3 separate regions of the Homo sapiens genome follow, and regions 1 and 2 are each linked to region 3. Evidence: chromatin loops called from intact Hi-C (ENCODE). Cell type or tissue: HCT116. All regions are shown on one strand. Region 1 has its middle 24 kb from the start of TMEM260. Region 2 has its middle 88 kb from the start of TMEM260. Region 3 overlaps AP5M1 (adaptor related protein complex 5 subunit mu 1).

Region 1 (8,000 bases), 740 kb before region 3:
AGGAGCCCTGTGCAGAAGCAATATGATGAGAAAAAATAGCATCAGGAAGGGATTGTAGTGTCTGACAAAGGCAGTGCCTGTCAGGGATGGTCAAGCCCAGCAGGTGCCACCTGTTAATTGTAAAACCATAATATTTATTAAAAACATAACTTTGCTCCCCGCACTAAGCTAGTGTACTTTACGCATGTTATTTTAATTGTTCACCATCCTATGAGATAGTTTCATCTCATGGATACGGTGTTATAGAATCAGCATGGTAACTGACTGGATTTGTTCAAGAACACACAAGGCACACCCCAGGAAACAGACACACTTGTGGGGTGAGCTGGCCAGGAACTGAATATCAGATGAGTGTTTCCGGTGGCTGTTTTATTCATGTGACCCCATTCAATTTCACAGATTGGTGAACCCCTGGAAAATGTGGGTGGTAATAATAAAGTAATCATACTGGGTTAAGGAGAAGGTAGATAAACACAAATCACAAATAACACAAAGTAATCTATGCTCAAATATCCGGAGGGATGGCACTGTCCTGACAACCCCAGGATAGCTCTGTAACTAGGAGGAAACTGATTAGCACTGATTGCTAGCAGATTGCTGTCCCCTGCAGGGCGAGAAGAGAGAAGACACGCCTTGGGGATGTGCATGAGGGTGGGAAGCTTCTCACCATCCTCCCTCTCTCCCTGCCATCCTTAGGGGAGGCTAATTAGCTGGTGCCTATTCCTAAGCCCCAAAGAAGTGACTGCTCCTTCACTACACTTAGGTCAGTGGTCTCAACTTCAGCTACTGGGTGTTAGAACCACCTGGGGGTTTTAAGAGCGTCCCCATTCACCCTTTCAGAGATATATAATGTACTCGGTCTGAGGTATGGCCTGGGGGCATCAGGAATTTTTAAAGGTCCCCCAGCTGTTTCTGATGTGCAGTTGCTAAGGTTGAAAACACCTGGGTTACAGCAAGCCCTGATACAGGAGAATTGATTGCACTTACATTTATTGAGCAACTATTATCCCCAGCCATTGTGTTGGGTGCTTTATACAGATCCTTTATAACCCTTAAAATCAACTTGCAAGTGGCTATGATCATCTTAAGGTTGAGTCAAGGTCACAGACAGTGCATTCCATTTGCCAGTCCCTAAACCCAATCTTTTTCTGCTAAATCTGTTTCCTCTTCTGGAAGGACAATACCGTCATTCCAAACACCGAAAGAGAGATAAAAAGAGATCACAGACTGTCTTCTCAGACACTCTTTGTTAAAGATATCTGTGAAGAATTGTGAAGAGAGGCTCTATGACACCTTTTCCACAAAGATTGCATAATTGCCATTGAACCTGCCTCCTTCCTCGCAGTTTTGCTGCCCATACCTCCAGAAAGGGTCTGTCTCTGTTACCTGCTACTTCCTTTTTCTCATCCTTATAATAGCACTCATTCCTAGTGCTATGCTAGGTGCTAAAGGATATAGCAGAGATGGGGTACACAGTGCTTGTCTTCAGGAAAATCCTGACTTCGGTGATTGAGTGACAAGTATTAAATGAAACTACTTTGGAATAGTAATATAGAGAAGGAGGCTAATCACGTGAAAAGGCCGTGAATTGCTCTAACTCCTTATTTAAAATGTGGACCTTAGACCAGCTGCACCAACATCATGTTAGAACTTATTAGAAATGCAGACTCTCAGGCCCCGTCCAGACCTACTGATTCAGAATCTGCATCTTCAACGATCCCTGTGTGATGCATTTGTACATTAATGTTTGAGAAGTCATGGTCATGAGCTGTAGCAGCATTACTTTGGTCCCATTTATTTGCAGTAGGAACACCTGTTTTATCCTTTCTTTCTTTTTTTTTTTTTTTTGAGAACTAGAACCGCCCCCCCCTCCCCCACAACACACACACTTTTTTTAAGGGCATAGTTGCAATTCTCCCTGCCCTTCTTAAAGCACAGAAAACCAAGATGAGCAGAGAACTGGGATCTTGTTCATAACTAAGTCTTTTGTAAGGCTTCCTTATATGGCCCCAGGTGCCCTGGCACAGCTGCTGATATTTAGTTACATTCTGCACCAGCAATTCTAGCATTTGGGAATGAAATTCATTTTTCTCTCTCTGGATTATGAAGGCCCGGGGCAAAGGAGGTGAAGAAAGCGGCACTCGGAGGAAATCTGTATTGGAAGTATCAGGTGTGGCAGTGAAGTCAGAAGCATTTTCATTTTAGGTTCTGGCCTTTTATTTAGGCCTTGGCAATCTATCCCTTTAAATGGAGATGGGAGAATTTCTTTAATAAGGCCACAAAGAAAGATTTGTAGTTCTAAATGGCTCAACATTTGACTCACAAGCCCTCATATTGAGTTACACCCTAAATAGGGTTTGTGTTCTGTTTGCAATAATTACTCTTGGAAACGTTCAGTGAAGTCTTCTCGATCATGATCTTCAAACACTTGTAATATTAATTGTTCCATTTAATAAGGAAATCGCAGCCCCATTTAACCTTACGTCAGTGTATGATTTTCATTTAGTCAAGTAATGAAGTGAATAGGTTCTTCAGATCCTGGATCTCTTTAATGAAACTGTTCTGCAACTTGTTTTATCATTAAGAATAAAGACCCACCTTTGCTATTGAACATAGCCAGAAACAAAACCTACTCAAAGGGAGGAATGAATTTGCACAGACTGGGAAACTCTGGAGTTCAAAGAATGTGGGTGACTTTGAAACAAACTGTGTTGATTCTTGCAAAGTTGCAGAATTATGCAATATAATGTTTGCATTTGGAAGAATTAATTATGATCCCAAGTCATGGGTTAGAAATATAATTAAACTGATTAGTGTCATAGGATAAAAATAAAAAGCGAGGTTGTGACAGCTTCCCGTGTCCCCCTTTCCCCTCCCCCAGAAAGGCTCTTAAAGGAACTTTTAAAACATAAGCCTTTGTTCCCTCGATCTACGGTGCCCAGGTCAGGCGGACCCTGCGGCGTGGCTGAAATATTTCAAACAGTCACTCACAAATGTGTCATTTGACCTGCTGTTCTTCCAAAGAGGTATGAAAAATATGTTTCTTGCTGAGATAACTTGAAATCAAATAAACATAATCTCTTTAATTCTTTCTAAATAGTTCCATATTTTAAATCTAAACACAATAGAACACAAAGCTTCTGGTTTTAAAAAAAGTTTTTTTATTTTTTATGTGTGTGGTGATGTTGGATTTTTCTTCCTTTTAGTTCATGTTAGTTTGAATGTAAGAGTATAATTTACATTTAAAACCGTGGGAATATATTTCCCTCAGTTTGGAGACACACACAGCATATGGCAATGAGTTTACTTGGTTAAATGTATAAGTTTGCTTTTATGAGTGCTATCTTTAACAAGGACAGATGTTCTTACTTATATTAACCATCACTTGACAGACCAGAGGAGTCTTCACCATGGCTTGCAACAAATTGAACAATATTTTCTTATGTAAAATTGGTTCTGGTCCATTGTTTTGATTTATTCGAAATAATGGCACTCACTCAAGTTTGTAATAACACTGTCACGGCTGAAGGGAGTTTGCTTTAGGTATTATATCTATTATCTGCTCCCTCTCCTTTCTTTAAACAGAATCTCTAAGGGGAAAGTCTAAATGTGGCTCAGATTTAAGAAGAAGAAGAAGAAAAAAAAAAACCCAAAAGCTTCGCTAAAACCTCACGGTGTAGGATGTTATTTTAGATTGTTTTAAGATTTTTAATAATTCTTGTTTGTTTGCCTTTGGCTTTGAGCATTGGATAAAACAGAACTTGCCTTATTCTTAGGGGAGAATTACATGGCGTGGAGTTGTCACACAGTGCTCCATCCATTTTCTTTGCTGTTTTATGAGGCAATCCTACCTAACCTTTTGCCCAAACAAGAAGTATTTACCTAGTACTCCCCAGCAGTGGATACAGATAGCAGTTTGGAAGTGTTTGCTTTTCTTCACCACCACTAGAGTATGCTCTAGTGCCATAAGATCTGCATGTTTTTTTCTTTAGATTGTTGGCAAGGTGGATGATGAAATCCCTAGAAAAAACAAAACAAAAAAACACCTTTCCATCTAATTATAGAAGTGTCCCTTTAATTGTCTTAGTAAGACTGGATTATGTTCGCCAATTTGATTAAGGTAGAACTGAAGACAACTTCAACATTCACGCATGTCAATATTTTGGGTGAGTTTATATTTTGTATTTGAAGTTGTTCTACTCAGCTCCAGTGCGGTGGTGAGAAATACTATGTCCCTTCCATCCACAAGCTACATTTTCTGGCAATAACTCTTTCACTTATAAGCATCACTGTGGGCCCAGCACATGAATGTGTGGTGAGGTTACTTGGGCAGAATTAACACCTTCGAAGACAGAAAGGTGTCTGCAAGCCAGGATGGATGTGTCTCCCATTTTTGTTCATCTCCACCATCTTTAAAAAACCAAAACAAACAAACAAAAAAACCTAATCGCTATCTACGTGGCAGACCTTCATCAATAGCAATACATTCTCTAGAATTAGAAGGCTTAGCTTGAGGGTCTGCTGCCCTCGTCTCAAATCCCTGGCAGAAGCCCCTGCACTTGATCTTGGGTGCCCGGGGTAGTGGTAAGAGCACAGTGCAGGATCCCCGTGGTGGCTGGCTATGCTGGAGAACTGCTCTGTGTTCATCACTGTGATTCCAGCACATTTGAGCAGCGCCTCTTCCTTCATCCCTCTATTAGAACATCTTCATTCTTATCTTCCATCTTCCTTTCTCCCTAGGAGAGGGCAGGTCATTGAGATTCTCTCTTAGTACTGTGGCCCTTCAGTTCCTTTTATGCCTCTGGTGACCTAACGTCCTTTTGCTCCTGGACATTTAAACAGCTTCAAACCCCAGATAACTTCCTCCTCAGGTACATTAATCATAATTTCTCCAGCAAAGGCTAAATCAAGGTCCTTATAGCTGGGACTGTTTGTCTCCCTGGATGTCTAAGACTCCTGCTCAGGGTCCAGTGACTACCACCTCTGGGTCTTTCATTCTCCTTCTGACCAGAGAAGGTTGCCCAAGACTGCTTTCCCAAAACTATGTGACTGGGTCTGCCTGGACAGATGGAGGCCCAGCTAAGAGGGAAGCTTTGTGTGCCAACTTGAACAGGTTGGCTCCAGAGGGACCGCAGTCCAGAGAGCCATCTGAGATGGCCCAGACTGCCACACTTCCTTTGCCTCTAGATGGGTTAAAGGGACCCCTGTAGATGTCAAGTACCACCTGCGTGGTACTTGATGATCCTCTATTCCTGTGAACATCAAGTTAGATTCAGAGTCGATGGCGTTCCAGCTTCCTTTTCAGATGGTGGTGAATGCTCTTCAGTTGAAGCTGTCTCTTGCACAACGGGGACACAAAGAGGTATCTTGGGAGATTTAGAAACACCCCTTCCAGTAATCTCCACCCAGCCCCTTTCAAAGCCACCCCAAATAAAAGTAGAATCTAAACAAAAGCAGTGCACCTGCTATGCAGGTACAACTTGAAGCCAAGTCATGTAACGAGCGGCCCTTCCAAGTTCTAACAACAGCCCCATCCCTACGGACATCAAGTCATCATTCTTCTGGTGTGGAGACCCCACGCTGACTCCTGAACAAATCCTTAAGACTTCTGTTCCAGAGACTTAGGAGAGCTAGCCCCTACTGGGCTCTAAGCCTCTGGGGATAAATGAGCACAATCTGCCCTATTCCTTATCCTGGGGTTCTGTCAGGACCAGGAGCCCCCAGAGTGCCAGGTTCTATGGACCTCAGAAACCTCTGAGAATACCCATGAAGATGGCTTATGTGGTTAACAAAGCTCCCGCACTGACTCTCACTGGCCCTGAGTCTCCTCCTACTCTCTTGAAGTTTCTTCTGCCTCTGTGCTTGTGTGACTTGCAGACATCTTTGGGCAGCAAAAGCAAAAGCATACCCAGCAATCTTCTTCTTCTTACCTGGGCAGCAGCATAAAACTATGCATAGAAAAAGCACAGGCTCCAAATTCCTCCACTTGTTAGTGGTGTGATCTAGGAGGATTATGCAAACTTTCTGTGCCTCAGTTTTCTTTTTTGAAAAAGGAAGGTAACATGTGACACCAGGCTTAGTGTGGCATACTGCCATCCCCAAAGTGAAAATCAGTGCTATCAACTGAGGCAGAGAATTCGTCAAGCTAAGTGCATTAACTGATCCATTCATCTGAAGTTGGTTTACTCAATCATATTTGACAAAATCTCCTTTAAGTAGGAAGTATTATATTATTCCTTCATGGATTGATATCACTTATCAAACAAGCTGTAATTCAAATGGCAAATGTTTGACAGACTTGAAAAGAAAAAAAAATTCTGAGGTTTGCAAAAGCATAAATATGTTTTCATACCATGCTATTGAATTTTCCCCACCAAACATGTCATAATATATTGAGTTTTTTTGGTCATTACAATTATTTAACTGACATTTATTAAATGTACTGTGGGAAAAGTTGGAGGTATAAAAATGAAAAAAAAAAGTTCCAATATATAAGCTACTCATATCCCACCTGGGGATACAGCCACACACCTAGGAGCTGAAAAGACAGTTTGTCAAATAGAATTTGTGCATAATTATGGTTGCTCATAGTTTATGACGATGAATGCTATTTGATACTCCTATATCAAAATACAAATGCATTTATATTTGGGAGTATTTTCCCCCAAGCAACTTTACCCGTTGAATATAGTGACAGGAATGTGTATTATAGAAAGAACTTTGGACTAAAACCCAGTTTCAGTTCTGCCATCAACCAGCTGTGTGGCTCGGGTGAGATGCTTAACCTCCCTGGTGTCAGCTTCCTTACCTGTTAAATGAAGAGTTGTTGCATGTTCTCACAAGTGGGAGCTGAACATTGAACACACATAAATGTGGGAACAACAAACACTGTGGATTACTAGAGGGTGGAGGCTGGGGTGGGTTAAAAAACTATGTACTGGGTACTACGCTCACTCCCCGGGCGATAGAATCAGTACTCCAAACCTCAGCATCACGCAATATTCCCATGTAACAAATCTGCATATGTACCCCCGTATCTAAAATAAAAGTCGAAACTTTAAAAAGCCCGAAGGGCTGTACCTTTAGATCAGTGGGACCCAGACCAAGCTAATCAAGACCTGGGAAGCTCTAGAAATGTTCAGCTATTCAGGCTCTATCTGGAACTACTAATTAGCATTGACAAGGGTAAGCCCAGGAATGGGCAGTTTTGAAAAGCTCCACCAGATGTTTCTGATAATAAGCCATGTTTCAGAAATATTAATACTGCATTAGAAGGCTGGGCGTGGTGGCTCATGCATGTAATCCCAGCATTTTGGGAGGCTGAGGTGGGCAGATCACTTGAGGTCAGGAGTTCAAGACCAGTCTGGCCACATGGTGAAACCCCATCTCTACTAAAAATACAAAAATTAGCCAGGTCTGGTGGCGTACACCTGTAATCCAAACTACTCGGGAAGCTGAGGCAGGAGAATCACTTGAGCCCAGGAGGTGGAGGCTGCAGTGAGCTGAGATCACACCACTGCACTCCAGCCTGGAAGACAAAGCGAGACTCTATCTCAAAAAAAAAAAAAAAAAAAAAGAAAGAAAGAAAAGAAATACCACGTTAGAAAACTGGCTACAGTTGGTCTTTCATTGGCATGGCTCTCTTCGTACTCTATTTAAAGAAATACCTCAAGAAGAATCTCTCAAATTCAACTCATCTCCACCATCACCCTCCTTGCTCCTTGCTGACTGATTTTGGGACACGTTGCTTTGCACCTGCAGCGTTGGCCACACACCTCTGCTCCTCCTGTGTCCTTGGGGCCCTCGTCCACTGGGAGTCCCACACTGTTCTGACTGCTTGCGTTCTGCCCCTGTAGCTCACTAATTCCTATGTCTGAAGCCACTTACGGGGATAAATCCAGTTCCTCCCACCCCAACCCCACCCCCACCACCCCTCTTATGCACATACTCAGGCTCTGGAGCCAATCCTAGCCCGAGACAAGGACACTTAAAAAACTAAC
Region 2 (8,000 bases), 800 kb before region 3:
AAGCAGAGACACAAGTTTTCAAATTCTCCAATCCTCACAAAGGAGAGTGGGCTAAAAATACCCTTGTAACTGAGCATCGCAGAAAGACTGTCCTCCTTCAATTTTATGAGATTAGAGAGTTCTACATATTAATTAGTCTGGCTATATGCCAGTGCTATATATTCATCTGGGACTGATGCATCTGATAATCTTGGGGTCATGCAATAAACAACATGATTACAGAGCACAGCATGGTATGACATACTCAGGCGTTCACTCAGTTCTTGGTCTCTCAAGGCAAACACTGTCTCATTTCACTCCTAAACTAGGGAACTGCAACAAGAGTCAGTTACTCAGGCATCTCTGAATCATATTAATAGGCCCTTAGGGTAGCCATGGGATCACATGGCTGGCTCACATTTGCTTTTCTTTCCTCTTCTCACTTGTCCTATTGTTCAGAGTACAGTGTTAGATAGGATTTCATACTATGTGTGATACTTAATTGTGGCCCAAAGGTCACCCCAGCTATGGTCCCACTCTTTGTATCCCCAGGGCTGCAAATGAGGACATGCCTGTGTGGGCCATGGCACTACGACTCCAGAGAAGAGAAGCTGTTAAAAGGGCTACATGGGCAGAGAAAGAAGATATGCCTGAGTCCACATCAAGGTTTTTCACTGGGCAGAGTAGTGATATGACCTTGGGCAAATAATTTAACCTATGTCTTAGTTTCATCTAGAAAATAGAGATGGTAGATTGCAGGTTTGTTGTCTTTAAGCAAATGAATGTATCTGGAACACTAGAACATAGAAAACACTTAGTGAATGGCAGCTACATCATCATCATCATCATGATCATCATCGTCATCATCCCCAAGTTTAGCTGGGAGAGTTTGCTTGGCTGCTTCATAGAAGAATTGCAATCTGGCTTGCCCCAACATGTATAGGTGAAAGGATAGAATATTAAACTCTAAAAAGATTTACCCAAATTAGTTTCATTTCCCTCCTCACATTTTCAAAAATCTTCTTTAGCATGGCATTACATGGATTGTAGAGCACTGGAACATGAGAGTTCTCATCCCATCTCTTCCAGTAGCCATTTGTAGGGCCTTGGGCTTCCCAGAGCCTGTGTTTTCTTGGCTAGAAATGGAAATTTATGCACACTTTGCAAGATTGTTCAAAGACATGATGGGGTAAGGCATGTGATGTTCTTCATATTGTGTCTGGTATATTGCAGGAGGGCCATGAATGCTGGTATCCCTTCTACTCCCTGGGGTCTGAGCTCCACCACTTTATTTGGAAAAGAAGGGTTTAAGGGGAGTTGGGCTCATTTTTCCTCCAAGATTTTTCACTTCTAATGTCCTGTGACTCTTGCAACCTTCTCATGTGGTATATAATGTCATTTCCCAAAATACAGAGAAGAAACTGGGAGATAAACAGCTCTAGAAGGTTTCAAAGCCACTGGCTCTTATCTCCATAGTGCTAAATTCTCTTTCCTGGTTGTTCAGGGTGCCTTATACTGCAATCTGAGAACTCTTCTTCCTGATTTCCTTTGATAAACTCTATAGCTCTCTTGGACCCCTTGAAATGTGAATATTTATATTTATTGGCTCATCATCTTTGTTTAACACATTCTTTAAAAAGTTGTTCTGGCCGGGCTCGGTGGCTCATGCCCGTAATCCCAGCACTTTGGGAGGCCGAGGCAGGCAGATCATGAGTCAAGAGATTGAGACCATCCTGGCCAACATGGTGAAAGCCCGTCTCTACTAAAACACACACACACACACACACACACACACACACACACACAAATTAGCTGGGCGTGGTGGTGGGCGCCTGTAGTCCCAGCTACTCGAGAGGCTGAGGCAGGGGAATCACTTCAGCTAGGGAGGGGAGGTTGCAGTGAGCTGAGATTGAGCCACTGCTCTCCAGCCTGGTGACAGAGCGAGACTCCATCTCAAAAAAAAAAAAAAAAGTTGTTCTGTATTTTGTATCCTAATTATGAAGGCCATGACCTGATTTGCTTCCCAAACACAACCCTCAAGCAATATTTCTCATCTTGGTATATATCATTTTCTTCCATTCTGTTAGTCAATTAAAAATCAAGGTGTCATTCTCAAGTCCTCTCTTTCCCTCACTACCTATACCAAGCCATGAACAAATCCCACTGATACTACCTTTAAAACATATCTAAATGTGTCAACCATCTTCATTCCCATCAATGTCATGCTGGGCCGAGCCGCCATCATTTCTCCTGGAGGATTACTATAGCAGCCTCCTCTGTTCTCCACAAAGGATTTGTTCTCCACATAGTAACCAGAGTTTTTAAAGAATGTGAATCAAATAGTGTAATTCCCCTGCTTGATATCTTCAAAGATTATTCTCTTTGGTTTTCCAAGGCCGTGTATGATCTGGCCATCATCTGTCCTTTCCAAACTCATCTTATGCCATTCTCCCATCTACCAAGCTTCAGCAGCTCTGACCATCTTTCTGTTCCTTGAACACCTCTCATTTCTGTCTTAAACTTCTTGCTCTAGCTGTTTCTTCTGCCTAAAATGTTCCTACTCCTGATCTTCGTCTTGGCTAGCTACCTTGGCATTCATATCTAAGGGTAAATATCATCTTCATAGGGAGGACATCCTAGATGGCTCAATCTAAAGTATCTACTCAACCACTGTCTTCCACATAACTCTATTTTAATTCTCTCCAGGGCATATATCACTAAGATTTTTCTTATTTAAGTTTTAATTTTCTGTATCCCCCCATTAGAATATATGCTCCTTGAAGTGAAGACACTGGCTTATCTTCTTTGCTGCTGTACCCGGGCAGAGCCCAGAGCTGTACATGGCACAGAGTAGCTGTTCAATAACCCACTGAATGAATGGAGGCAAATTCATCCTGCATTGGATTTATATCACTATTTATCATATCATGCCGCTAGAGGGCAATACATCACCTAATTAGAATGAGGAAATCAGTGTCCCTTTCTTCCAAAAGGAACTTAATTGATTTTTAAAATTTATATATATGAGGTGTACATATTTCGAGGGTACATGTGATAATTTGATACATTCTTATAATGTGTAAAGATCAAATCAGGGTAATTGGGATATCCATCACTTTAAATATTTATTCTTTATGCTAGGAACATTTGAATTATTCTCTTCTAGCTAGATTCAGGTGTATGATTGAGCTTAATTGATTTTAATCATTAATGTGACAGACATTTATTTAAGAAAAACACTCTGAAAAGGAGCCACTAGCTTTTCAAACCAACCACCAGGCACTGCCCAGGAGAAAGAAGTTTTTTCCAGGGTTATAAGTGGTAAAATAGTTTTAAATAGACTCTGTATTATTCAGGTTAAAAAAAAACTCATATAAAATGAGAAAGCATTCATGTCCATGATATGAAATTGTTTGGGAAGTCAGAAGGAAATTAAACAATGCCTTATTTTATCCATCTTTTACACACATACACAAAAATGTATTTCTTGGCCACTATTCTTATTTTTGCTTTTTAAAGTTCGAACCCTGGACATCTCATGGGAGTAGGGATTCTGAAAGAGATTTTCTTTTTTTTTATTTTTATAATTCCATTTCTTTCCTAAGCTTTTCTTTTAAAGTAAGCAGCATGGTGTGTCTAGGATATGTCATTGAGTGCTAAGACATCCATGTTCCTGCTGACAGGTCTGCCTCGTGGTAAGAACAGCGAGAGTGACTAAGCTCCAGTGATAAGGGCAATGCTGTTTCTTGAGCCTGCTGCAGCACCTGTCATGGGAGGCAGAGAGAGCATGCAAATCCCTCAGGCCCATGTCTGTTCAATGACAAAAGGAAGGAGGATGCACTATTCCCAGTGACCTCAAGATGGCAGTGGAGAAATACTCCAAATGAATTTCCTGAGGTCACCCCCCGATCCAGCGAAGGACCACTGTAATGGTTGGTTAGCTATGAGGACAGTTTCAGCGCCACATCGGGTCAGTTACCATGACAGCTGGAAAGCTCTCCTGGAATCTATGAGTTTCTAGCTGTCCTGTCGCCAGAGATGACAAGTGACTTATAAAGGAAAAGTTTGAGCCTCCCTAGAAAAACCTTAAATTTGTTTTTAATGTTGCTGACATGACTTACTGTGGCAGAAAGGCTTCTCAGTGTGAGTGCCTATGGCCATGGGATCTTGATTGGTCAGATGAGGCTGGGACCTTTGCATTTCCAGGGCTTTGCTGGAGTAGGAGAGTGGCCTCAACTTTTCTCAGCACTTAGGAACAATGAGAATGGTTTAGGGCACCTACCATGGGCTTTGGGGGATGTATTAGTCCGTTCTTGCACTGCTATGGAGAAATACCTGAGACTGGGTAATTTATAAAGAAAATAAGTTTAATTGGCTCATAGTTCCACAAGCTATACAGGAAGCATGGCTAGGGAGGCCTCAGAAGACTCACAATCATGGCAGAAGGGGGAGGGGAAGTAGGCTCTTCTTATGTGGCCAGGAGGAAGGGAGATGTTGGGGGGAGGTGCTACACACTTTAAAACAACCAGATCTCATGAGAATTCACTCACTATTACAAGAAAAGCGAGGGGGAAATCCGCCCCCATGATTCAACCACCTCCCACCTGCCTCTCTTCTAACATTGGGGATTACAATTCAAAATGAGATTTGGGTGGGGATACAAATCCAAACCATATCACAGAAGGAAATAAGATCAGCTTTTGCTTATTTCCTTAAATTTTGTTGAGTACGGCAGGGTCTATTGAATCCTCACATCTAGTACAATAGATTACCAGCAGCTCAGGAAGAAGGATGCAAAAGGCATGAGAATGACCCCCCTCTGGCCTCCTTCAAGGAGGTGAAAGAACATTATCTCCTACACCCGTGTTCCAATTTTCAACCACAAAAACACACATATGTATGTGCATTAGCAAACACTCACTTGTTGAACACCTACAAAATAGTTATTATACTCATGGAGTCAAATGGAAATGATGCAGAATTAAAGTTATGAGAGGTATCAACAAAACGTTATTGAGAATTCAAAGGACAAATGCCTAAAGCTTTGATTAAGAGGAAATTAGGTAATATTTCATGGAGTAAAGACTGGCCATAAAAGACTGAGTAGGATTTTAGGTGGATGGAGTTGGGTGGTGAAAGGGAGGGCATCGCAAACCAGAGAAAGAGAATAAGCAGAAGTATGAAGGGAAGATCACTCTGAGTGTGTCCGATATAGATAGAGTACAGGCCTAGTATGGGAAGTAGCAGGTGATAAGGCTTTAAAGCAGTGGTTCTCAATCAGGGGAGATTTTGCCACCCAGGGGACATTTGGCAATGTCTGGAGACATTTTTGGTTGTTATAACTAGGTGAGGGTATGTTATTGACATCGGGTGAGTAGAAGCCAGGGATACTGCTAAATACCCTACAATGCACAGGATGGCTTGCCACAACAAAACTTATCCAGCCCCAAATGTCAATAGTGCCAATATTGGGAAACCCTTTTTTCGGGAAGATTGGTCTTGGTCACAGAAGACCTTGAAAATCAGGGGAAGGGAAGGGAGCTTACTTGGTAAGCAAAGAGAGTACAGAAGATTTTTAAGTGGGAGAGTGAATGTGTTGATATTATGATTTATGGGCATTATATGGATATAGGTACAAATATAACCTTTTCCCTCCCTCATCTTCTAAGGAGAAACCTTATTGGCACTACTTGGCTAGCCAGCCTTTGCTGTGCTTAGAGGGTAATAGGTAGAGATGCAGAATTGCAGAAGCCCAGGTAAACTAAATTAATCTCCATGTAAAAGGACATGGAGCCTCCCAGAGAAGAAAAAATGCAAGAGGTGGAGATGAGAGAGGCAAGAGAGATGAGTGAGAGAGTGAGGAAAACAGCACAAGATGCAGTTACAAAGAGGGAGCATCAAATTAGGTCCTGTGGGGAGATGCTAAAATAAAAAACCTTGCTTCTGCCCTTACTGAGCCCACCATCTCCTAAAGATGATGATCTTACATTAAGTAAGTCCCTATTATTCACAGAGGAAAGTATACAGTCATCTCTCCATTTGCCGGTTCCGCATCTGCAAATTCAAACCAACTATGGGTTGAAAATGTTTTTTAAAAATAACAAAACAACAATAAAAAATACTACAAATAAAAATACAGTACAACTATTTACATAGCATTTACATTTTATTAGGTGTTATAAGTAATCTAGAGATGATGTAAAAGTTATGTGCAAATACTGTGCCATTTTATATAAGGGACTTAGAGCATCCCTGAATTTTGGTATCTGCAGGGATCTTGGAACTAATCCCCAGTGGATACTGAGGGACAACTGTGTGTATTTTCACAAGGCTTTGTCGTTTCTCGGAGCTTTCACTGATGAATAAAATCTAGGTGATCTCAACTCAGGGGTAAAAGTCATTTTTGGCTGCTTTCTTTGTGGGTTTTTCTTACATAGAGCATGAAAGAAAAAACTCACCGAATCTATCCAAGTCTAGGATTAAATTATTTCTGTCTTTCGGGCTGAAGATGGATTTGATGCTGATGACTAAAGATAGCCAGTTGCCCCTTGTTACAGGTGGGTCCTCACAAATTTGGCCAGTAGAAAGCTGCAGTGGAGACACTGTTAAGACTGCAAGAATATCAGTTCCTCATGTCACAGTCAGCTGCTCTGGTCCATGCACCTCTGCCAACTTCCAGTGGCTAATAAGCTTTTGGCCCAGTGATGGAAGCAATGGTGCCAATGACAAATATAAACAAGGTCCTCTGCCAGGAGCAAAAGCTGAAATCTTTCTGGTAATTGCAGCCTGACATGTGCATGGCCCCAGGATCGTGTGCCATCTCCACCACAGTCATTTACTATCTGTCGTGGCTCCAGGGACCTCATACAACATAATGGCTGCCATGGACACCGCATTATCCTGAATATGCCAGGGCAAAATGACATCATTCTTTTTGTAACTCCCCAGAGTTGGGAATGAATGGATATTAGGAAGGACATCCACAGAGCTGGTCAGTCAAGAATGAAACCTATGCACCAAACTGAGAAAAGCTGTTGATAGAGGAATTTTAAAGAAGGAATAGGGAGAGGACTACTTCTCTGTTTTTAGCTGGAAGTTCTATCATGTACAAATGCTTTTGATCACTACTTACAGCATGTCCAGCAATGATGGCTTGAAAATGGGAGATTATTGTATGACAAGAAGTCCTATGCAGGAGGATTTTCTGGTTATAACAACTGCTCTATCATGCATCAAGGACATAGGTTATATATGTCTTTTCTGTCCTTCATTCTCAGTAAGTTGGATTTTAGTTTTTATTGTTTCATGGTATTATTTCAGGTATCATATTTAAGGTGGAGGCAAGAAGAATGGGAAAGAGGTGGTGCCAGCCATTCTGCCCCTTCTTTCAGGAAAGGAGAAACTTTTCCCATTACATTTCATGGACCAGAACTGGGTCATCTGATCACCCCCAGCTCTAAGGGAGGCTAGGAAAATGAGTGTCGTCTAAGAGCAAAAGGATTGACGTGACCAGTCACGGTTCATCTCCAAGGGCGGGCTGTTTGTTATCACAAACAAAATTAGGATTCCATTAACAAGAAGGGAAGGGAGTTATTGGGTAGACAACTCACAGTGTCTGTCACAAGCCCTTGCCATCCCAGACTTGCTGGCTTGTGAAGTGTGGTCTTCAGGTGGTGTGGGATGGAAACACAATGGGCTCCATCACTGTTTGCAGGTGTTCCCCTTGCTGTGCATGCCTTTCTCCCCCTCCTTTTCTCCTTTTCTCTTCTGAACTAACTTCTCCTTATACCCAGGGCTATGTTCCTAGTGAATTTCTGCTCATCCTCAGGCTTCTACTGAACTCATCTTCATGAGCATTTCCTGGCTCTACCTCTCAGTGTTAAGCAGGCCCATCTCTGGCCTCATGACAAACTGTGTTGGCATGTATCACACTGAATTGTAGCTGTCTGTTTTCTTATCTTTGCTCACCACTAGATTGGGCTCCTTGAGGAGTCTTATTCATATATGTCATATTCATGTTT
Region 3 (8,000 bases):
TGTTCTAGAGTTAGTTTTTAAGTAAGCTTGTTAATCTGCCACTTTGACATTTTGCTTAGGATGTCAGTAGCCATATTAAGATGTGTAGAATACCTTCAGAAGATGATCATAGTGTTTTGTAATCATTTAATGTCTGCAGCCAAATTTTTAAAGGTAATTTAGACCTAATACTGCTCTTGCTGTGTCTTATTAAGTTAAAATTAATGAATGAATTCTGGTAAAAATTCAAAAGGCACTCTGTGAGTAGAGAGTATCATTTAAGCTTATTTTAGTCACATGTAGTATATATCTCCTTAAAGCTGTCACTCTCACTTTCTTACCATTCTCTTGATTTCTTCAGAAACCATCTAGTCATCATCTTTATACTCTACCTGCTTCTGCAATTATATATCATATTATGTTTTCAGAGCAGTTCATTGTCAAGTTGGACTTTAAGTGACCATTCAAGAAAAGATGAAATCTCACGAACCTCAAAACTTCATTCATGTCTTTTTACAAATGAGAAAAAAAAATGCATTAAAGATTAATACTCAATTTGATTATATCTTGGGTTCTGTTTTTTAATGAGTGTTCTAAGGAAAAGCTTAGAAAAGCTGCTAACTCCTCAGAAGAAAGCATGATAGTTTAAAGGTATAGGGCATATAAATTTAGGATTTGAAATATGATTTTTTAATTAAGGTCAGTCCTACTCATAAACTCATTTTCTGCAAAGCATTATCATGGCATAAGGTTCTATGTTCAAAATTATCCCAAGTAACAAAGAAAAAAAGAATAACTGCCTGACCAGGATTTTAACTTGTTATTCTAGCTTAATCATAGATAATCAGCAGTGAAAACTTTCCTTTTGAAAGAAGAAAATATCATTCCCTATAAGTTATTTGATCTCTCTTAAACTCAAAGCTTAACATTTCACTTATGTTGATAAGTTAATGGTAATGGAGCCATTTGGAATCTTGATTGTATAAATGTTTACCAAATACACTAAGGTAAGCAAGAGGCATTTATCTAGTGAGTAGGCAAAGATTTAATATAATAATCCCCTAGGCAAAAGTTTATAAGCAGTTAGAAAAATCAGTGAATCTTCTATTTGACATTTCTAGAAACCGGAGGAAAATCTAGGGTGTCCTGGAAAAGTGATGAGGTGTTGGGGAACCTGATGCCATCTGTTGCCATTCCATTCTAACATAGTGCTACAGAACTGAACCAACTTAGGTTTTCATCCCATTGAGATCAGCTGGGCACACTGTGATGCTTTTGATTTTGTCTAGAAACCTGTCACTTCAGGATAATTTCTGAAGACAAAGTCTGTTTCCCGTTTGGTAGGTGACCTGTTTAATGTTTTCCCTGTGTCTGGGAACTCCTTAGTGTAATTAGCGACCTTTGAACTCCACAACTAATCCTGAGCTATTTTGTATTCCTTACTCATCTTTAAGGCTGGACCTTTCCTTTCTTCAGAGTCCGTTGCCACAATTAAAGAAGAAACAGCTGCATTTCAAAGGGATTCCGATTCCAGAAGCTTAATCGTGATTGACATGTTCTTATTCTAAGCTATAAGACACTCTAAGAGTCCTTTCTTGGGTTAAAACTTCAATCATTTTCTAAAAAATTATCTCACTATGGATTTTATTCATTTTCTTTGATAACTATTCTTTGCATTTTTTAACTTGAAAGATGCTTTGCGTTTGCAGTGAATATGAGCAACTACTTCCAGTGAAAGATTTGGATAGTGTCAGACCTTCTCTAGATGCAAAATTGCTAAATTCCCTTTTAGTGCCAAAATATGATTATGAAATCTGATGTCTATCACATAGGTAATTATTCTTCAATAAACTCGAAAGGTTAAAAAAAAAAGTGTTAATTTTTTAGAATGAACTCCAGAAAAGATCGTTCATGATTTTGTAAACGCTTCTTTTCTCCATTTTTTACTAAACAATATTTTAAAAACTTTTTAGAGCCAGCAATATAGTACTTAGGCAATACCCTTACGGTGGTGGCAATTTTTTTTTAACTTTTTAAGTAATTGATTCAAATGTCAAGTTTGAAGCAGTCTTGTCAGGAATTCTGATGACAATTATTTGTTTAAAAAATTTTTTTTATTAAACATTAGTCTGTCCCATAAAATCGTTTTCATTTTTTTCACACCAATTCAGTATTTCTACTAGGTTAAAATTATGGTGTTTTTATACATTGTATGATTTAAGATCTTTCAAGGCAGACATTTATACTTGGTAACAATTGCCAATTTTTTTTTCTGGTTTTTGTTGTAGTATTTCAAAATACTTCGTAGACATTGATAGACTCCTACACTACCCCTGGGAGCTAGGTAGGTGGAATTATCATCCAGGCCTTCTGTAGGGACTGCTGCCACAACAGAGTGGTTGTTCCTAAGACAAAGGTCAAAAAAAGGGGTGTTAATAAACAGTCCTCAGGTTTAAGGGACTTTTTTAGGATTACATCTTAAATTCCAACAAATCAGATTTAGGAGTTACTGAAAGTGAAATTGATCCATCCCTCATCCAAACTTTGCAATACTTTCCTGTTCTGACATCATTTAGATAGTTAGCTGTATTATCAGATTAGAAACCATTGTACCAGGCTGCTGAAAGGAAAAGGAGGCAAAAAGCTAAACATGGGATGAATTCTGAACCTTTTAACCTGGCTGAAGTACGTTGGTCCCTGTTATGCAAATACCTTCAATCCTCTGCTAAGTTCAGTGGAAATAATTTTCTTGAATGACAGGTTTATTCAGCAAGGATTCAGTTGGTGATTAATCCCCCTTTGATCTAGGGTATTTCACTTAACTACCAGTTACCTCGTTCTGACAAAGTGCAACTGAGATTAGGGAGATCACTAGAACACTACCAGGGTGTGCGTTTATTCTCTATAACCTTTTAAAGCAAGGGCCAAGAATGCAATTTATTTTCAGTATTTGAAGATGTAAAGTCCTGTCTGCTAAGTTAGAAAGTCAATTGAATACCAAATGAAGTTTATTTCTTACGTAATAGAACAAACATTTCTTTTTGCTTCGCCTAACAATGATATTAGGAAACATAGGCTTTGAAGAAAGAAGAAACAAAGACTACATTCTAAGTATTGCTTCTAGTTTTGTTTCATGCACTAGGGTATACTTAACTGGCCTTGACATAACCAAAAATCAAAGCAGTGGCTACAACTTAGACTGAGAAAATGCTTCTGTTTTATTAAGCTGCATGGTTTCTTCTCACCTTTCCCCCTACCACCACCACCACCATTAGAAAATGTCATACTGTGTGGTAAAGAAATCCAGTTGAGGAAAATGTGTTGCAGTACACAGTTATCCACCTTAAGACTAATGATTTCGAAGCTTTGTTAACTATTTCTTTTCTTGAGGCAAAGGAGCTTCTTGTGTTTCCATTATAAGAATAATTGCATTCATTTTCAGAATGCTTTTTTAAAAAAAAAAAGTGACAGCATTACCAAAATAGCCGAGTAATTAAATTTTTTCTGCCTGCCTTTTTCTCAGTTATCTGAGTACCTCTTCTTCCATAATTTTAAATTTTGAAATATTATATGGAATTTTGCACAGTATTTTGAGAAAGAAAAGGTAATGTTTCATGGTAGGTTTCTCAATTTGCTGTTTAAAACTGTTTCAATAGCAATGTCAGTCTTTATCTTGTAAGATGTCAAATCGGGATTTATTCCTCCAGTATATTTTAAGACCTTTAAAAAAAAAGTATAGTGATTTGTTACAAAATATGTTTTTAAAGATTAGATTTTGATTAATGATTTAGTTATATACAGCATTTTAATGCTTAGTAATTACTGTTCTAGTAGCATTTTGCAATACAAGGGATGTATTTAGATTATTATACTTTTTTTGGCTCAGACTTTTTGTGATCTAATTTATAAATTGAAACAATGACTCAAAGAAGTGCATACCTAACTTACGTTTGTGCCAAGCCAGCCTCCTCTAGTTTCAATTTAATAACTAGTTTCAAAATATATTTTGATAGCAAGTTCCTAAACCACAGCAGAATTGCGGATCAGGAAAAATACAAGATAACGGCATTCTATAAAGATAGAGGGCAGGTTCCCATGGCTATGTTGCTAAGAAACTAGTGTTTTTAATCATTACACTCCGTGCAGTCATATTTAATCAATAAAACAGGATATATTTTGAAATTCACCATCACAGAATATATATATATATACACACAACATATATATACAAGTATATGAATTTACGTAAATGTGTACAACACTAGTGTGTCTGACTTGGTGGGTTTCCCTGTGAAACATGTCAGTATCATGTAAGATGAAGAATATTTTAAGGGCAAATATTCAAATATCTTTCCTCCAAACACAGTATTAGTTAATAGTAATGAAATGATTCATTAAACTGAAAATTGCAAAGGAACTCATGAGTTCCTTTGTGATTGAAACAAAGTGATTAAAACTCTTATGACCTGAAGGCTTTCCAACTAGCCTCCAACTGTCCGCACCAGCTGTTTCATGGATATAACATTAGTGTTTGTGTATAGCCTGGAACAATACAAGGCTGTATCTGTATCACTAGCTTCTTGCCTTATAAGCAGGATACTGCAAGGTCTGGTTGATTTCTCTAATGCCCTAGCTAATCTGCCTAATTGACATCAGTGTCATGTTAATGTATGATGCACAAGCATTTACAGATGGACAAATGCTCCACACTAAAAACCACCTGCTGAATTTTTTTTCCAGTAGGATGTGAAATTTTGCACTTCTAATCTGTTGAACATTTAAAGTCAAAACTACATGTTTCCTTTAAATGGCCTCTTTAAATGATATTTTATGTTTATAAATTTTGTTATGAAAAATTTAAAAATTAGTTATTCCTCTTAAATTTTTACTTTTTCCTTCAAAGGACTTGGGTGCCCTCTGCAGGTTATAAAGAGATAATTAGTGACTATATCTATTTTAAAACCCTGTGATTTTTCTCTTTCATACACATAGCCTGCTTACACCCAATTTCAAAGAAAGTGTGAGCTAATTTATTTATATTAACTCTTATTAATTTGCCAGTGGTTGAAGTTGGAGTTTCTTTTCTCCACTGGTTTTATAGGTGTGTTTAGTGTGAAGAATGTGATACCATTGAACTTCCAGACTACTTAGCTGGGGCTCTTTAAATGTTGGAACTATAGTAACACACATTCCCTCACAGAAAGGAGATTGGGAAAATAGCTATTTTGAAAGTTATTGCAGATGTAGGGAATAGCTTGTTTCCCATTATGTTTCTAGAATATTACACATTTGGAGTAAGCCTTGCTTTTTCAACATGCATCATGTAAAATTACATGAAAGAAAATAATTTGAAAATTACACAAGATTTCTCTTTCTTGATCTTGTTGATGATGATTGTGTTCTAGCTCAAAAAACAGACCTTCTTAGAATTTCTTATTTTTTAAAAAAGTGAGTACTCAACAGATAATACTTTGGTACTGCCCGTTGCAGACATGGGCCTACTAAACTAGAAAGAGCATTTGAAGAGCAAAAGGCAAAGGTTCCATCACCATCCTGTGGAAATACGTGAGTTGTTCATTTCAGTACACCCATAGTTTCTCAACAGGTGTAGCAGATTTGTTTCTAAAGGACATAGGAGTGCATTTTTTATATGAAACCAGAACTGGAGTGGTAATGGCACTTCTGATTCAATTAACTTACTTGGTGAAGCTGCCAGGGAAACTAAATATGATGAGAAGAAGAGGAATGACTGGATCAAATTAATAGAAATAGATCTTTTTGCAAGCAACATAATGATTCTGATCATCAACCTTGAAAAGTAAATTAGAACAAGCAAATTGCTGTTGAAAAATTCTTTCAGCACTCTGCTGTTGCTACTCAGCTAGTCATAGCTCAGCCAGAGGGAAGGAAAAAATGCACTCGGTTTTGCATTAACAAAGGAAACATTATTAAAGTGAATGTTTACATTGTGTTTATTGAAGTGTTGAAAGAATATTTGTTGCATCTTCAAGCAACCTGCTGCTCTCCAGACTGTTACAGTGCATGAGTGATAATAAAAATGAGTCAGTCACTTGTACATTTTAGAAAATAAATAACTTTTAACATAGTATTTCTCAACTATGTTACTTCAAAATGTTTAAGTGCCAAACTTAATGTTACCTTCTCTGCTAAAGATTTTTGTCTCTAGGAAATATATTCCATTAAAAAAAAAAAGAAAGAAACTCATTTATTTATTTATTTGGGTATACCTTCCAGTTACTTCCAGATGCTTTATGTAACTTTCCTCCCAGAAGCTGCAATACATAAGAAATAATAAGCTGAAAATAATCAAAAAATGAAAACAATTGTGAAATTACTGAAATGAGTATGTAATTGAGTATGTAATATATGCATTGGAGAAATACCGGTTGATTATTGTGATAACTTTTGAGAGCTACAGTTATTTTGAACTACCTCGTAAAGACTACATTGAGAATGAAAAAGCCATTGAACAATAGATGTACCAATTTGACCTTTAAAAGTTCAATCTTTATTATATGCATTGATAAATGGGAAAGTTAGTAATTAAAAATTTAGAAGGAATTTTAGCCTTTACCTTTCTAAAATGAACAATTTAAATCACTCTTACACTTTAGAAATTGAAATATAGTATTTAACAGGGATTAAAATGTTTTACTTGGTCTCTTAGTGTTACTGAATACAAGTTTAGTATTCTGTAATCCCTTATGGATTGGCTGATTTTTGAAGAACTATTTTCTTAGATTTACCAACAGGACAAGTTGTCGGCCTTTTCCCACATTTCAACCTAAAAATGGTATCTATCACAGTTATCAAAGATTACCCCTTGCTAAAGGCTCTTAAGAAACTGTTAGCCTGTTACTTTATTACTTACCATTTCTATAACATGTACATTTATAGAGCATCATATATTTATTTTAAGTCTAGAATCAGTAAAAAGTTATGTGTTTGTCAATAATCAAAAAATGTTTAATCTAAAATAAAGTAGATGCCACGCTTCTAATTCTGCTTTTGCTAAGGCAATAATCAGTAGAAGTGGTTAGTAATATTTGTAGCTTGTTAACCAACTGGAGCAAAAGGACTTTTTAATATGAATAACAGTGGTCTCGTGCCATAAGTATTTCTCTCATACATATTAAAATAGCATGTTATTTTATTTAATATTGAAGGCCTAAACACAATTGAACATAAGGTATGGCTTGGAATTTAGAACTGCTGAGCAATATGGTTGAGAGGGAGACCTTAATTTAGTCAATAAAAATTCATAATTAATGTTAAGCTTTGTGCTCATATTATATGCCACTCTGGGATTAGACAAAAGACAAAAAACAGTTCCATATTTTGAACGATATATTCTACCTCCTGCAGTGTATTAGCATTGTAGCGTAGGAGACTATTTCTGTATGTTATTAGTACAGAAACTGCCCAAAAAGGTGATGGTTGAAGTTCCCCAGCCAGTTAAAGGGCACACCGTGGGGGCAGCATATCTCCATGGGTCTATCTCTAGCAAACAGAATCCCAGAAACTTGAGCACCTGATATAGCAGAAGGAAATAAAGATTATAGTAAGTATATTCATGAGAGAGAATTTTTTTTGCCTCCAGATGTTTGGGGTTTGGATATGTAGGGTAAATATAAATGTCTAATGAAAGTAATTACTATTATATTTGATTTGATATTTAATTTATTATACTGAAATACTAAATTAAATACAAAAAAACTCCTACATACTAACTATATGTTTCTCCCACTGATTCCCCTCCTGCCTCCTTCACTGATTTTGAATGTGTGCTCAATTTGCTAGTATGAGATTTACCTCTGCCTTATCAGTGAAGAAAATATGATGTCTATATAGAATTATAAGGAAAATATATATGTGAAGAAATGTTAGGTAATCTAACATTTGTATGCTAATGTGTCTTAGATTTACCAACTATCCTAATGTGTAGTCAATTGATAAACTAAATTTTTCTTTAGGATAGTTCACATCCAGTAGAACTTCTA

Evidence for each region. A loop is a pair of places that touch in the nucleus more often than their neighbours do. Peaks named below come from ENCODE experiments on the same cell type or tissue, not always from the same donor. Only the 100,000 strongest peaks of a DNase experiment are listed, where the experiment ranks them.
Region 1: a loop joins it to region 3, with 2.3 times the contacts of the local background. A loop is called at or near these places in 3 of 110 quality-filtered maps.
Region 2: it touches region 3 in a loop (4-fold over the local background); 9 of 110 quality-filtered maps call a loop at or near these places.

The regions. Positions count from the first base shown.
Region 1 is chr14:56,552,185-56,560,184 of GRCh38, forward strand. No RefSeq gene overlaps it. Among named protein-coding and RNA genes, the nearest start is that of TMEM260, 24 kb to the right of the region's middle. RefSeq lists an enhancer at 2,584-2,753. In HCT116, CTCF peaks have their summits at 614 (motif pointing left), 813 and 3,951; DNase peaks (open chromatin) are centred at 574 and 3,947; H3K27me3 peaks cover 2,728 bases.
Region 2 is chr14:56,487,671-56,495,670 of GRCh38, forward strand. No RefSeq gene overlaps it. Among named protein-coding and RNA genes, the nearest start is that of TMEM260, 88 kb to the right of the region's middle. In HCT116, CTCF peaks have their summits at 2,927 (motif pointing right) and 3,834 (motif pointing right); DNase peaks (open chromatin) are centred at 2,901 and 3,811; H3K27me3 peaks cover 400 bases.
Region 3 is chr14:57,289,536-57,297,535 of GRCh38, forward strand. It overlaps AP5M1 (adaptor related protein complex 5 subunit mu 1), which reads left to right. Exons shown (of 8, transcript NM_018229.4): 8 at 1-8,000. Among named protein-coding and RNA genes, the nearest start is that of AP5M1, 25 kb to the left of the region's middle. In HCT116, no CTCF peak of the experiment used is centred here; a DNase peak (open chromatin) is centred at 4,892.